Linked DNA regions of Homo sapiens: region 1 is linked to region 2. Evidence: chromatin contacts called from ENCODE Hi-C or POLR2A ChIA-PET data. All regions are on one chromosome and are shown on one strand. Each heading gives the region's core, a stretch centred on a gene start or an enhancer-like site at or near the end of the contact. The rest is flanking DNA. Distances are from core to core; before and after follow the strand shown.

Region 1 (5,170 bases), core at 658-3,157, 510 kb before region 2:
CAGAGACAGGAAGAGGCAAGCGCCCAACGCAAAGCAGCCCAGGAGGCTGGGCCGCCGCCCCTTCCCGCCCCTTCTCTTCCTCCCTGAGGCAGCAGCGAAGCGGATGCCATTTTGAAACCTCCAAGGCTGTGCCCCGGAGGCCGGGTCCGCAGGGACAGTCAACAGATGGCCCATAATGGACATACATGCTGTTCCTCGGCCACAGGTCCAGCACGAAAAGCCCTGCTTTTCACAGCCTGGGAGCCCTATGACAGTTCTGAAGTCGAGGGGCCACACCCCCCCATGCACTTCTCAGCCTACAACGGTGCTGCGCTGTTGCAAGGGCCTCCCTCCCCCCAACTCTAAAACCCCCAAATCAAAATTAGACTGCCACTGGGCACCACACCTACTTCCAGTGGGAAGCTGGATGGGGACAGCCAGTAGGCCCACCGTCTTTGCAAAAGGCCAGCTGGGATGCTCAGAGGCACCCTGGCCCACCCCCAGCTGGCCCCTCAACTCCTCATTCAGCTAGTCCACCATCCCCCTTCACAGGGTCCCAAGATCCAACAAGCCCCCCAACTCTCAGAGGCTACATCCCAGGCCTTGCAGCCCAGAAGGGGTGTGGGCAGCCCAGCACCTACTAGCAGATCTCCTGGGCTCACCCGCAGGGGCAGCAATATGTCGGCTGTCTCACCACTTCCACTTCCCCCCACTCCTCTAGCAGCCACCATCTTTTCTGGCCTTGGAGGCGGCCACAACCCTAACTCCTCCACTCTCTCTCCTACTTCCCAGACTGGCCTTCGAAACTGGAAAACATAGAGCCTCCTTGGGAAGCCTGAGGCCTGGCCCCCTCCCCCAGCGTGACCAGTGGAGCCTCAATCCAGCCCCGTGGGGGTTCTGCATAAGGCAGCCTAGGCCCTCTCCAACCCAGGGCTCCCGCCTCCTAGCCCAGCCCACTTGGTGCAGGAAGGGTGGAGGGATCTGGGGAAGGCCAGAGTGTAAGAGGACTTAGGGGAGGATCAGCAGAGGGTTTCGGGAGTGATGCCTGCAGAGAAGGATCTGGAGGGCAGGAAGCAGGGAGCAGGGCTCGCTGAAGGGGTTCCAGCTGGAGATGGGGCTCAAGAGCAGTTTCCCACTCGAGAGGTTCCTTGGGTCAGAGTGCACAGGTGGAGGATACAGATTCCAGACTAGGGATGGGGCACAGAAGGAGAAGGAGGGAGTGGGTGGGGGGCCTGGCAGGGGCCCCGCGGGATGCTCATGCCCAATAGGAATAAAAGGCGCAGGTGAGGAAAACAAGCGGAGCCTGAGGGTTGGGGAACAAGTGGCGGGCATCCTGGGGGTTTGGGCAAAGTGTAGGGAAGGATGGCGGGGCTCTGAAGTTCTGTGAAGCTAGTTAGCAAGGGGGGATGGCCAAGCAGGGCACTGGACCGCGGGTGTTGGGGCACTGTTGACTGGATTTGGAGGTCTGGGGTCTGGGATGAGACAGGGGTCTGGTCTAGAGTCTGGGCAGGATCAAAGGTCTAGTCCAATCTAGAGTTTTCAACCCTGGTCCTGGCCCAGGTGTGGGGTCCCAGACAGCCCGGGTCTGGGAGTTTGAAGCCCTAGTCTGGGAGGTCAAAGTCCTTGTCTGGGGATTCGAGCTGGGAATCAAGGATCCCAGTGCGGGACGCGGCCTCACCCAACAGCAGCAACTTCACCTCCCGCGCCGCCTTCTCTCCGTCCTCCCGCAGGTTCTTGTCGATCATCTTAGAGCGCTCGGCCGCCGCCTTGTCCTCGGCGCTCACGGTGCAGCCCATCCCGCCGTCCGCCGGCCCGGCCGCCGCCCGGCCCCCACACGGCCCACGGCCCGGCTCGGCCCCGCCCGACCCACTCCGCTCCCACCACCAGCCCTCTGCGGGAAGCACTCGGGTCGGCAGTTCCGAGCGACTGCGGGAGGCGCCTTCCCTACCGCCGCGCACCGACGGCGGGGCGGGCCGGGGGTGGGGCCTGGGCGAACCAAGCCTGTGACTGGGCCGGGGCGGGCTTGCAGGCGGGGCCAGAGGAGATTAGAGGCTGTTGATTGGCTCGAGGGCGGAGCGAAGGGGGAAGTTAGGCGCAGCCCAGGCTCGGGCCTGGGCTGCAGGCGGGGCCACGCGGAGAAAAGGCAATAGGGGTGGTTCCAAACCCCGGGACCCGGCACTGGGCGGGCTGCAGGCGGGACCGGGCTGTGATTGGGTGCGGAGCGCCGGGAGCTCTGTTGCTGGACAGCCGGGAGGGCGGATCTGTTAACCCGAGGGTGGGGATCCGGTGCCCTCGAGGGCAGAGCAGGAACCAGCCCTCTGAGCTTCTGCGAGTTGGGCGAGTTAGGTGGAGGAGGCGTGTCTTTGTCATTTGTTAAAGTTAATGAGTCCAGTAAACTTGTTTTGGGATCTACGAACTCGGGAGCCTTTCTGGACTGCGGTTTTCTCAGTCTTAAGGCGGGTTTACCGCCTTCTCCCTCTGGGTTGCAGCTAGTCGAAAAAGGAAAAAAAAAGGCCGGGCGCAGTGGCTCACGCCAGTAATCCCAGCACTTTAGGAGGCCGAGGCGGGCAGATCACTTGAGGTCAGGAGTTCTAGACCAGCCTGGCCAACATGGTGAAACCCCATCTCTACTAAAAATACAAAAATTACCCGGGCGTGGTCGTGGGCGCCTGTAATCCCACCTGCTCAGGAGGCTGAGGCGGGAGAACTGCTTCAACCCGGGTGGCGGAGGTTGCAGTGAGCCGAGATCGCGCCATTCATTGCACTCCAGCTTGGGCGACAGAGCAAGACTCCGTCTCAAAAAAAAAAAAAAAAATTGGTTTCCATCTTTACACCTTTGCCTAGGCTGTCTCCTTTAGCTGGGTGGCTTCTCATATCCATCCTTCCCCAATCTACCGGGAGGCATTCTTCGGCAGGCAGCCATCCTGGACTCCAATCTGGGACCAGGCAATCAGGACCCAAGGGAGAAAGGGAGAGAGGATGAGAGGGTGGAGAGGGAGGAAGAGAGGAGGGCGGGCAGGCAGGGTGAGGGGGTTGGGAGGGAAGAAAGAGGAAGAAGTTGCCACTGGACTTCTAGAAACAAAAGTGGCCATGATCTTATGACCTGTCTCTTCCATGGCCTGTCCACGTCTGGAGGTGGCCATGATCCCACATCCCACCCTCCTGTGGCCTGTCCCCACTGGGCAATGGCTGCAACCCTATGGCCAGGCAAAGGTGGGGTGGAAGCAGCAGTGTTTCTAGCTGAACATTTCAAGTCTTTCTGATCCTGTGCTCCAGGAGCAGCCCAGAGCCCCACCCTCGATTGGACATTTGAAGGGTCTGCCAAAAATTAACCACGAAGGCATTTTGTGTGACCCCAGTGCCATGAGGCTAGGAGGCCCCAGCCCAAAGGGAAGGCCCCTGAAGCAAGACAGGGTGCTTGCCACCAACAGCCCGGTGTTTAGCATAAACCCCTTCCTTAGAACCTTGGTACACATTTTGGCTGGGCATGGTTGCTCATGCCTATAATCCCAGCAACTCTGGGAGGCTGAAGCAGGCAGATCTCTTGAGGTCAGGAGTTCGAGACCAGCCTGACCAACATGGAGAAACCCTGTCTCTACTAAAATACAAAAAATTAGCGGGGTGTGGTGGTGGGCACATGTAATCCCAGCTACTTGGGAGACTGAGGCAGGAGAATCACTTGAACCCAGGAGGCGGAGGTTGCAGTGAGCTGAGATCATGCCATTGCACTCTAGCCTGGGCAAGAGTGAAACTCCATTTCAAAAAAAAAAAAAAAGACCGGGCACGGTGGCTCACGCCTGTAATCCCAGTACTGGGAGGCCGAGGCGGCAGATCACGAGGTCAGGAGATGGAGACCATCCTGGCTAACACGGTGTATTTTGTACTAAAAATACAAAAAATTAGCCGGCGTGGTGGCGGGCGCCTGTAGTACCAGCTACTCAGGAGGCTGAGGCAGGAGAATGGTGTGAACCCAGGAGGCGGAGCTTGCAGTGAGCTGAGATTCTGTCTCTGCACTCCACCCTGGGTGACAGAGCAAGACTCCGTCTCAAAAAAAAAAAAAAAAAAAAAATCAGCTGGGCGTGGTGGCACGTGCCTGTAATCCTGGTTACTCAGGAGGCTGAAACAGGAGAATCACTTGAACCTGGGAACTGGAGATTGCAGTGAGCTGAGATCACACCACTGCACTCTACCCTGGGCAACAGAGCAGGACTCCGTCTCAAAAAAAAAAAAAAAAAAAAAGAACCTTGTTACACATTTTGTTCCAGCTCCCAATCCCCAGGCTGGCTGTTCTCCCTGGAGTGTCTGCATATCCCTATCTGAATGTCTCTCTTGTTGAGGGGTCATTGGCCTGGAAGTCCTCCAATGACTCCCTCAGGCCCCCCTCCTGTCCTGAGACATAGGATATGATGTCCCATGTCCACCACTGCTCTGAAGCTCAAGCAGGCCCTGCCATGGGCATGCAACATGTTGAGGACACATAATGTCCACCAGGGCCACAGATATGCTGTAGACACCCACACATAGGTCAGTCTCCAACATGCCTCAGATCCACAGAACACACTCTACAAAAATGGGTACACATGGCCAAGAATACAATCTGTCCACGCACAGACTACAAACTGGCTTCCAAGGTGGGACCCTCCCCTTCCCTCTACCTGTCACCCTGCCCCAGGCTTGAGAGCTGATCCTCGCTCCTCTGGCCTCTCTAGCCTGCTCCTAGCAACAGCCAACAGCTCTCACAGTTGCCAGGCAACAGGGAGAACCTGTCAGCCCCTTGGAGGCCCAGCTCTCAGTAGGTGGGCGCAACACAGACCCCAATCTATGGAGGCAGGGCAAGATGGGGCTACTGGAAGGCATGGCCTTCCCCAGCCCCAGGCCAGGTCCTGTGGTTATGGCACCCTTCCCGCCAGTCAGCTGCTCCTTTCCAGTCCTATGCTCTTCCCAGGGAGTCCAGCAACCCTTGCTTCCACCCTGCTAGCTGCTCCTTCTCCATCTCCATGGGGTCCCCAGGGCTATGGCCAGGCCTCTGCTTGCCACTCCACTCATACACCTCCCACTCTGGGGGCTCAGAACCCCACAAGGTCCTCTCCAGCCTGACTTCTTTGATTGCCAGCCCCATGTCCACCACTGCTCTGAAGCCTCCCCGAGACACCCAGGCACCTCAAATCCACACTGTCCAGAACTGGGTACA
Region 2 (4,911 bases), core at 2,353-4,852:
ATGGCCTGGACCTGCGACGTGACCTGTTTGAGCCTATCCTGAGCAAACTGCGGGGCCTGAAAGCTGTGCTGGAGCGGCAGGCCTCTTACCGCTTCTACTCCAGTTCCCTGCTTGTCATCTATGATGGCAAGGAGTGCCGGGCTGAGTCCTGCCTGGACCGCCGGTCTGAGATGCGTCTCAAGCACCTGGACATGGTGCTCCCTGAGGTGGCGTCATCCTGTGGCCCCAGCACCAGCCCCAGCAACACCAGCCCCGAGGCGGGTCCCTCCTCTCAGCCCAAGGTGGATGTCCGCATGATTGACTTTGCACACAGCACATTCAAGGGCTTCCGGGATGACCCCACCGTGCATGATGGGCCAGACAGAGGCTACGTGTTTGGCCTGGAGAACCTCATCAGCATCATGGAACAGATGCGGGACGAGAACCAGTAGGCCCTGTTCTGGGCCCCCAGAACCCCTTCCTCTCCACTGCAGGCAGGGACCATTGTTCTGAACTTGCCGTGAGGACACACAGACTTGCTTTTAAAGGGTTATATTTCTCTTTGGTGTAAACTAAAAGAAATGTTTTTAGCTGTAGCCTGGAATCCATATATATAAAGTGAAGGAGGGCAGACCACACGCCCTCTCAGCCAGGCTCCTCAGCTTTGTGGCTCTGACTGGTGTGTCCAGGCTGCCTTAGGAAGGAAGAGGTGCCCCTGGTGGGCTTGGCAGCAGGGACAGGGTGCCCTTGGACATTGGTTTCTCTTGTCTAGATCTTTGAGATCTGTGGCTGCAGGGCCCTGCTGATTGTAAGGTAAAGCCCTGGGCTGGTGCAGGGCCCCTCCACGCCCACTCTTCCCTTGTTCCCCAGAAGTAGAGGGCTCTGGGTGCCCATTTCTTGGGGGCTTTCCAGTCTTATGCTGTGGGTGTCAGCTAGCTCTTTAATAGGTGCCCTCAGGGCACCACAGGGCTGACTGCACAAAGCTGGACCCATCCTTCGGTCTGACCTTAGCATGGGGCTAGATTAATGAAGCTGGGCTGAGGCCAACTTATGGCAGAGGGCGGCGCCTGGGTTCCCCAGGCACCTGTTGGCACGTGACAGGTTGGCACCTGTCCTATTCCTGAAACAGCCTCTCTCACCAAGTTCCCTTGCCTAAGAAGGCCACTCCCTCCCACCCCACTGAAGTGGGGGATAGTCGGTGTCCTAGCAGGCCTCAGGGCCTCTGGTGGCTCTGGCCCAGACAGTATTTGCAGTTCTTGTGCTATGGGTGGGAGTCTTCTTCCTCAAGTTTCGGCAGCTGTGCTGCTGCTGGATGGGCTGCTCCTCCCAGGGCTCAAGGGCTGTGGTCCGCTCAGGGTCTCATTTCCCCAGGCCAAGTTCAAGGCAGCAGCCCTTTGTGAGGCGCTCTTGGCCCTGGGCCTGGAGGGAGAACTTTAAGCTTTTTTGCTCACAGGGACGTGGTATGGGCCCTGGGTGCAGGTGCCCACATTCTGCTAATGAGAGCTTTGTCTGATCAGTCCTGGGTCCATCAGTTTGTCCATGTGTCCGGCTGCCAGCCCGTCCCTTGGGATCCTTCCCCTGGGGTGTAGCCTTGTTCATTAGTATATACTCATTCCTTCATGCTTTCCTCAGCAGAACACTTCCACTTCTGAGGTGAGCTTTTGCCCCATGCCCTTCCTCCACAGGTGTTGCCTTTTTATAAAGACCTGATAGCAGAATAAATTGGTGTTTCCCTGTTGACCCAGCACCATTTCTGTGGGCCTAGAATATGGCCCTCAACCCTTAGAGTGGGGCAGTGAGGGCTTGAGGAGTGACCCTTCCTTTCTCATGGTTTTAGTCATTTTGGCTGCCAGCCCTTAATGGCACAGATCTGCTGCTTCTAACAGATGGCCAGGAGGTGACACCGATTTCAGCCATTGCCAAGGTTAGCACCCTCTCCTTTGAGCCTAGGGCCACACTGTTCATTGTCACTTTAGGCAAGTGCCTGTTTGGCTTTAAAGGTAAGCCTGCCAGCTGTGAGAAGCCTTGGTAACTGATGGACTCATTTCCTGGTCCTTAAAGATGCAGCCTCTTAAGGGCTCCTTGATGGATGCCATCTCTCCTAGCCCCCAGCCCTGGTGCCACTGGTGGGCAGGTTCCCATTCTTTGGGGCTGGGAGGGACAGCTTGCCTGTTTCTGGTCACAAATTACAGTCTTCTCTCCTGTACCATTCTGTGGCTTCAGCCATGGGGGCAGTAGCCCTTCATTAGTGTAGATAGTCATTCCCTGGTAGGGTGGAGGGTAAGACATAGGGTCTGGAACTGTTTGGGACCTTTTGGGGATGTCCTGTGCCTCCCAGATTCCTCGATTCTGGGAGGAGAGGCTGCCGCATTCTGCTGCTCCTCACAGCGAGCAAAGCTGCACCCACTTACATTCAGTATTTTCCTGGCACTACAAAGAGTGGGAAGGCCTGGGATTTGCTGCTGCTCCCTTAGAGCAGGGCCCCTCTTTTCAGCACTTTGGACACCTGGAGACCCAGCCCTGTTATTTAATGGTAGTGGGCAAGTGTGTGTGCATACTGTCTGCCACTGCTTTCTCCCTGCCCCATGCCAGAGAGCCCTGTCCCTGCCAGGCCCAGCCTTCTTAGCCCCAACTTGGGAACAAAGTGCAACATGGGATCATGGGTTGGGGTGCTCAGGTGAGCCCTCTCTATAGTGCTTCCCTGGGCCAAGCTGACACCAGCCCCTGAGGGTGGGGTGGGACGGGTGGTGCTTAAAAGAGGAAGGGGACCAGTGTAGCAACTTGCCAGGGACCCCACCCCTCCCTCTCTGGGCCTGTGCAGTGAGCATGGGGATTCCCATCAAGGGGCCTGGCACCTGTGCTAGTTACGTAGCCGCTGCTCACGCGCTCACTCCTGACCACATGCACGTTCCCTAGATGCAGACTGCTTTGAACTTTAAAGCTGTACAATTTGGTTATGTTTGTGCTGACTTAAAATATATTTTAATGAGGAAAAAATAATGGAGAACCCTGGGAAGGACCTGGTTCTTTTGCTTCTCGGGGAACTGTAAGCCCTCGCGTTCTGGGAATCGCTCTCTGCTGCTCTTTCCTGGAAGCTAAGCCTGTCTCCACCGCCCGAGGCCTGCGCCGGTGGCTCCCGCCGCAGTTGCGTTTGCTTTGGACCTTGCGTGCGGGGGAGGGGGTGCTCGGTCCGAGCCCGCTCCTTTCTGTACACCTAGCGCTGCCCGCCCCGCTTGTGTCTGAGGTCGTGTATGTCAAAAATAAAGCCGCTAGAAACGGAGGCGAGTCTGTCTTTGTGAAAATCCCGTGGCCCGGGAGCCTTCCCTGGTCACCCTCGGGGCGAGGCCGGGGCCGTGGGGCGGGGCCGGCGGCTGCTGGACCGCGGCGAAGCAGGGAACAAGGCCTCGCCCTTGGCGCCAGTTCCGCCTTTGGATCCGCCAATGGCCAGCTGACCCGCGGGTCCCGGCCCGGGTCTCCATGGCAGCCCGGCGTACTCGGGCGCTCATTGGCTACGTCTGTCGCAGCGCTGCGCTCCAACGTTCCGACGCCGGCGGCCGTGCCACGTACGCGGCAGCCGATTGGCCCGCGGTGGTCGCGTCACTGCCCGCGCCGGGTCCGGCCTGAGTTCGGGGCCAGCAGCCGTCTACCCGGTGTCGCGTTCTGTGTTGTGGCGGCCCTGGATCCGGCGTCAGGGCGACCGGGCGGACGAGGTGGAGCCAGAGTCTGTCAGGCGGGTTGGTGAAGGGCGCGGGGCCGGGCACGGCGTTGGGAGTGCGCGGCAGGGACCGGCCAGGCGGGCTGCAGGCACCTCAGAGCCCGGGACACCCCCTCAACGTCCGCAGGCGCGATGAAGGCACTGATCTTAGTGGGGGGCTATGGGACGCGGCTACGGCCGCTGACGCTGAGCACCCCGAAGCCACTGGTGGACTTCTGCAATAAGCCCATCTTGCTGCACCAAGTGGAGGCGCTAGCCGCGGTAAGACCCTGGGTCGGGATCAGAGTCGCGTTCGGATCTGGCGGGACTAGGGATGGCCAGCGACTAGGGGTCAGGGGCTCCCGTACCTTCTGACTGAGCCCGCCCGTCGGCCTGCGTTCTGACAGGCAGGCGTGGACCACGTGATCCTGGCCGTGAGCTACATGTCGCAGGTGCTGGAGAAGGAAATGAAGGCACAGGAGCAGAGGGTGAGGCACAGACTCTTGGCCCTTATTCTCGGTCCCCGCCCAACTTCCCATCCTGGTAGAACCTGACTGGGGGGGCCTCTTCCTTCCAGCTGGGAATCCGAATCTCCATGTCCCATGAAGAGGAGCCTTTGGGGACAGGTCAGTAGAGGCAGAAAGGTCCCTTGGGGGAGGGTTTAAGGCCAGGAAAAGGGTAAGACCCAGCCTGGAGTGGGCCTGCTGAGCCTGAATCCAGGGACTCAGACCTCCAGCAAGGTGGTGACCTGTCCCCTTCCCCCAGCTGGGCCCCTGGCGCTGGCCCGTGACCTACTCTCTGAGACTGCAGACCCTTTCTTCGTCCTCAACAGTGACGTGATCTGCGATTTCCCCTTCCAAGCCATGGTGCAGTTCCACCGGCACCATGGCCAGGAGGGCTCCATCCTGGTAAGGCGCCAGGTCTTCTCTCTCTTGACACTTTCACCCTCCATGCCCAGCCTCCCATGCCCCCTAGCCTTCATCTGCCTTCGGATGTTATGGATACAGAGCTGTGCAGTATGTATCTTTAAGCACTTGGGGCAGAGTCTCTTGAGATCTGGAACGGCATGTGTATCAAGGCTTAGGAACACTGGACTAGGTCCGAGGTCCCCTTCCTTGCATTCAGGTGACCAAGGTGGAGGAACCCTCCAAGTACGGTGTGGTGGTGTGTGAGGCTGACACAGGCCGCATTCACCGGTTCGTGGAGAAGCCACAGGTGTTTGTGTCCAATAAGATCAA

What was found. Hi-C counts contacts between places; a loop is a spot of excess contacts on that map. ChIA-PET counts read pairs that join two places held with the same protein, here RNA polymerase II (POLR2A). Pooled maps may share reads with other maps.
Region 1: a pooled map shows a loop between it and region 2 (5-fold over the local background). The contact joins the promoter of GNAI2 here to the promoter of GMPPB in region 2. A Hi-C loop is called at or near these places in 3 of 37 single-sample maps with no recorded cell type and 11 of 50 pooled maps. POLR2A ChIA-PET finds 5 or more read pairs at or near these places in 2 of 52 experiments (PC-3 and activated T-cell).

What each region holds. Positions count from the first base shown.
Region 1 is chr3:50,232,941-50,238,110 of GRCh38, reverse strand. It overlaps GNAI2 (G protein subunit alpha i2), which reads right to left and starts at 1,907. Exons shown (of 9, transcript NM_002070.4): 1 at 1,658-1,907. The coding sequence starts at 1,775. RefSeq lists enhancers at 95-174, 2,029-2,639, 2,640-3,250 and a silencer at 1,700-2,159.
Region 2 is chr3:49,722,642-49,727,552 of GRCh38, reverse strand. It overlaps GMPPB (GDP-mannose pyrophosphorylase B), which reads left to right and starts at 3,602. Exons shown (of 9, transcript NM_021971.4): 1 at 3,602-3,955; 2 at 4,081-4,161; 3 at 4,251-4,299; 4 at 4,439-4,581; 5 at 4,799-4,911. The coding sequence starts at 3,827. IP6K1 (inositol hexakisphosphate kinase 1) reads left to right here. Exons shown (of 6, transcript NM_153273.4): 6 at 1-3,259. The coding sequence ends at 431. RefSeq lists a silencer at 3,109-3,558 and an enhancer at 4,199-4,298.